Regions from separate parts of the Homo sapiens genome. Here region 2 is linked to region 1. A link is an interaction called in ENCODE POLR2A ChIA-PET data of the cell type or tissue named here. Cell type or tissue: HCT116. All regions are shown on one strand. Region 1 holds the start of LOC124904835 (small nucleolar RNA U13). Region 2 has its middle 81 kb from the start of NDUFS5.

Region 1 (2,500 bases):
TTATAATCTTACAGGATCACCATCATATATGCCATCCATTGTTGACCAAAATGTCTTTATATGGTGCATGACTGTATTAAAACAAAAGGGATTTTATAGGTAGATAGTTACAAATATGAATACAGAGATCAAGATAGACAGGAAAAATTTTCTGGACGTATATACTCTAAGATATTAATAGTTGTTTTTATCTATGTAATAAGATTATGGGTTTTTTCTTCTTCTATACTGAATTTTTAAAAATGTGATCCTTTTGTAGTTTGCAAGTGTGATGATTGGGGATTCACACTCGTATGTGAGATGTGTCACCCCCGAACCTTTTCACGTTGGCAAAATACCCATCTGACATGAAAGAAAGATGGAAAAAAAGAATTTTTAAAGATGTAAATGCAATAGCAAATGTTAAATCACAATAGAGACAATAAAAAACAGTACTGTTCCAGAAACCCAGACAAGCTGGAAAATCTCCAAAAGGCAGTGGAAATGGATTAAGAGCTCAAAAGGATAAGGGAAGTGACAAGATTTGAGAATCAGAAAATGAATGTAAAACCTAAGGCTTAGAGATATTTTTAAGAGATATATTTGAGCTATCAGAAGTTCTAGTCAAAGCAGTGGCTGAATAAAACTTTTTTTTTTTTTTTAAGAGACATAGTCTGGCTCTGTCACCCAGGCTGGAGTGCAGTGGCACAATTATCACTCGCTGCAGCCTCAAACTCCTGGGCTCAACTGATCCTCCTCCTTCACCCTCCTGAGCACCTGGTACTACAGGCACACATCACCATGCCTGGCTAATTTTTAAAATTTTTTGTAGAGACAGGGTCTCACTATATTGCTCCTGGCCTCAGGCTCCCAAAGTGCTCAGACTAAGGGCATGAGCCACTGTTCCCGGCCTGAAGAAAACTTTTCCCGGGAAAAAAAAAAGTTGTGCAAATCAAAAGGTTTACTCAATCAAAAGAAATCCATATTGGTAGCCGGGCGCAGTGGCTCACGCCTGTAATCCCAGCACTTTGGGAGGCCAAGGAGGACAGATCACGAGCTCAGGAGATCGAGACCATCCTGGCTAACATGGTGAAACCCTGTCTCTACTAAAAATACAAAAAATTAGCCGGGTGTGGCTGCATGCCCCTGTAGTCCCAGTTACTCAGGAGGCTGAGGCAGGAGAATGGCGTGAACCCCAGACGCGGAGCTTGTAGTGAGCCAAGATCGCCACTGCACTCCAGCCTGGGCAACAGAGCGAGACTCCTCTCAAAAAAAAAAAAAAAAGAAAGAAAGAAAGAAAAAGAAAAAGAAAAAAAAAAAAGAAATCCATATTGGTTAAATGATTATTTTCAGCCTGGCATGAGGTGGCTCATGCCTGTAATCCCAGCACTTTGGGAGGCCAAGGCGGGTAGATGACTTGAGGTCAGGAGTTTGACACCAGCCTGGCCAATATGGTGAGACCCCATCTCTACTAAAAATACAAAACTTAGCTGGGTGTGGTGGTGCGCACCTGTAATCCCAGCTACTCGGGAGGCTGAGGCAGGAGAATCACTTGAACCCAGGAGGCAGAGGTTGCCATGAACTGTGATCACACCACCACACTCCAGCCTGGGTGACGAGCAAAACTCCATTTCAAAAAAAAAAAAAAGAAAGTCTGGCTAGGCGCGCAGTGGCTCACGTCTGTAATCCCAGCACTTTGGAAGCCTGAGGCCAGCAGATCATGAGGTTGAGAGTTGGAGACCATCCTGGCCAACATGGTGAAACCCCGTCTCTACTAAAAAATACAAAAATTAGCTGGGCGTGGTGGCATGCACCTGTAGTCCCAGCTACTCGGGAGGCTAAGGCAGGAGAATCACTTGAACTCGGGAGGCAGAGGTTGCAGTGAATCAAGATCGCGCCACTGCACTCCAGCCTGGTGACAGAGCAAGACTCTGTCTCAAAAAAAAAAAAAATTATTATCAACAGTAGGTTAAGCAGGTTAAAGAATTATTCTAACATCCGTGTGCATACGTGTACATGTCATATGTCCAAGTTAAGTAGAAAAGAATGAAAATAACCCTAGCCTCAGACTTCTTGGCAACACCACTGCCAAAGACAGAAGCGGGATCACAGAAAGCAGGGATGCAGGGTGACAGGCCGACCCTATAGGCTCGATTAGGAAGGGAGTCAGAAACCATACCACTCGCTTATCTTTCTTGCAAAGAATACAAGCATTACTTGAAGGTCCACCCCAGCTGAGAAGCGAATCAAAAGAAACTCTCAGGAATGAAGGTGTGGTGTGAAAAGGTTGTAGGTCTTCACTTATTCACCTCATGTCCAGACTCAGAGATGTATTGGCTGGTGTGTTCCATCGCCCCTACAGCCTAACTCTACAAGCTTCCTTGCCCTTTCCCGGGACCAGGAAAGGAGGTGGCCAGATGCAGCAAAACCATGCAGAGGCCGAGGGTTGGAGGTAAGGGACACAGGGCCGGATCCGGCTTCCCGAGACAGAGGGAAGGAAGTAAATTCGGATTCCTACTGA
Region 2 (2,500 bases), 1.4 Mb after region 1:
CCGGCGCAGCGTGGCCTTCGGAGCCGGTCGGCTCGGCGGCTGCAGGTGGGGCGGCCGGGCGGGGTCGCACCCACCGCGCGGGGCTTGGCCCTGAGCTGCTGCTTCTCGGGGCCAGTTTATTTACAGAGTTGAGATAAGCCTTCGGAAACCGCCCCCGGGGCAGTCGGCGCGCTCAGAGCGCCAGTTACATGATTTGCCCTATTATCCGGCCCCAGCTGGAAGAAGGCGAGACAAGGCGCTGGCCTGGAGACCGGCCGCCGTGGGGAGTTGCTGGGGAGGAGGAGGAGGAGGAGTTGGGCGCGGGAGAAACCACCCGCTCTGCTCTGGGTGCGAGCTTCCTCCCAGAGGGGCTCGGACCTCTGTGTGCCCGCGGAGAGTCCCTCCCTCGCCCCCTTTTGTCTCTTTGAGTCTCGGATGAGTCGCGTGGAAGCCGAGGTTGGAAAGCACCTTGGTGTCTTCGGGGTGGGGTGGGCAGCGGTGTGGGTGAGTGTGCAGTTTTTGGTGGCGAGACCTTACCCCCTCCATCTCCCCGGGGGTCTGGGCCTGCTGGAGGTAGGGGTCTGTTTTTTTCCTCCCACATAAAGATTTGCCTTGGAGCTCGGATTTCAGCCCTGAAGGCTCTCTTGCGAGACACTTCTGCAAGTTAATGCCTAATCTGCGCCTTGGGTGTATGGGGAGAAAGTTTTGACAGACAAGAGGGCCTGTGGACTGCATTTCCCTAACTGCTGTAGGTGCCCCTGAATGGAAGCCAGGGATGCGTGGCCTTGGGAGGCCCTTGCCTTGATCTTTAACATCCGGTTCTGGGAGTTTGCTTTGGCTGGCAGTTATGCTTTCCACAGACGGGGAGATTTTCCCAGAAACGACACAGGCAGCACTTTTCCCCATTTTATTCAGCTCGGGCCCTTGTGACTAGGCCCTTAGTTTCTTTTTATCTGAAGGAGAGGAAACTTCAGCCCCTATGACTGAGTCCAGCGTACTTGTTTACAGCACCTATCCAGTGAAGGGAAACTAATGAAGAAGCTGTAAAACGCCCCCCCTCTCCCCCCTCCCCCCCACTTTTTTTTTCTTGTGGCATTGGAACTCTGCTTGGGAATGCAGCAGGAAAAAAGTAGAGATGAAATGCGAAAAAAGACCTACTAGGGTTTTTGCTTGTTCCCTCTGCATCAGCTCCTGTAAACTGTCCAGCTTTTCCTGCCTGCAGCAAGTTTTCTGTCAACCCCCTGTGGTCTTTCTTTTTAAGAAATGTGGTTCATTTCAGAGCACAAAGAGGTTAGATTGTGCTGCTGAACTTCATTGAAAAAATGCTGCTCAGTGAATGGTTGCATTAAGTTTCCTTTGCAGGCTTTTGAGTAACACTGCTCTCTTCAGAGAGAGGAGATACATTAGGACCGTCCCGGGCTGTGACAGCTTCAAACCAGCAGAATTAAGACCCAAAATAGGTGAAGAAATCTCAGCACCTCACTGGATGGTAGTACTGGTGACCTCCAGCGGAAAGGAAGTTGGACTCCTAGCAAATGAGGCTGGGAAAGAAGGGGGCAGTAGGGCTTGTTCCAGGAGAGACCTCTTTTGTTCAGTTTTTTTTTTTTAGCTGTCTCACTCAGTTTGGCTTTCCTCTGAAGGGCCTTGATCAGGTGTATAGGAACTTAATCCTTCCCAGACACAGGTCTCTTTCTTGAGGGGAGGAATGAGTTAAAAATGGTTGCCCAAAGTAAATTACCTCGAGTTGTATACGGTGGTCGTGCAGTCTGCTCTTCTGATCGGTGCAGAACAATCTCTCTTCCCCCCACTGCACCGTTCTCACTGGGAGGTCAGAGTGGCTTAGCATCCGGGCCTTTGTTACTTTGCTTATGGAATTCCTGCATTTTCCAGACTTAGAAATCCCCGTACTACCTTAATAGGAGAACAGTTTGTCTAAGCAGAGGAGTGAGCTGGAATCTATAGAGTGACCAGGGGAAGGAGTTTGTGAGGATCATGCCACGTATTGGTTTTGGAAAGAGATGGGAAAATAGATATTGATGATGGTGGGGTGTTCTAGACCCTTATTGGCTGGTCACCACATTACTTGGATCTCTCTCTGCTGCTATTAATTTGTAGTCACCTCATTATACAGGCTGAAGCAGGATTTTTATATGCAGAAGGAGAGCTAAAATTTTCAGCTGCCTAAACTGCCCCTAGGGCCAATGGGAGAAGGGCAGTAATGTATTTGGAGTGTGAGGGAAGCAGAGCTGTGTGTAGTGCAGCTGTATTAGGAATGGTAGTCAAGTATGGGTTTTCCAGAACTGTGCTTGGCAACCATTTTTTTTTTTTTTTCTGTGTGGTGGCAGTGAGCATGGTCTTGGCAGGATTAGATGATTCAGCATGGAAATAAATGCTCTCCCTTATTTCCTAAATGTCCCAAAGGTTCTTTCAGATAGCTGGCCAGTAAACAGGAGGCATTAGATAATAACACTGGATTCTAACAGTTCAGAGTGGGCAGCAGCCAAGAGAACCAGGGTATATC

What was found. ChIA-PET counts read pairs that join two places held together with the same protein. Peaks named below come from ENCODE experiments on the same cell type or tissue, not always from the same donor. Only the 100,000 strongest peaks of a DNase experiment are listed, where the experiment ranks them.
Region 2: POLR2A ChIA-PET joins it to region 1 with 6 read pairs; 1 of 35 experiments calls an interaction of 5 or more read pairs at or near these places.

Annotation. Positions count from the first base shown.
Region 1 is chr1:37,749,955-37,752,454 of GRCh38, forward strand. All of the region lies in intron 5 of EPHA10 (EPH receptor A10), which reads right to left. LOC124904835 (small nucleolar RNA U13) reads left to right here and starts at 248; the gene lies at 248-348. In HCT116, no CTCF peak of the experiment used is centred here; no DNase peak of the experiment used is centred here; H3K4me3 peaks cover 462 bases.
Region 2 is chr1:39,105,755-39,108,254 of GRCh38, forward strand. It overlaps a transcript of MACF1 not described here. Among named protein-coding and RNA genes, the nearest start is that of NDUFS5, 81 kb to the left of the region's middle. RefSeq lists a silencer at 1-110 and an enhancer at 371-430. In HCT116, no CTCF peak of the experiment used is centred here; no DNase peak of the experiment used is centred here; H3K4me3 peaks cover 1,181 bases; H3K27ac peaks cover 890 bases.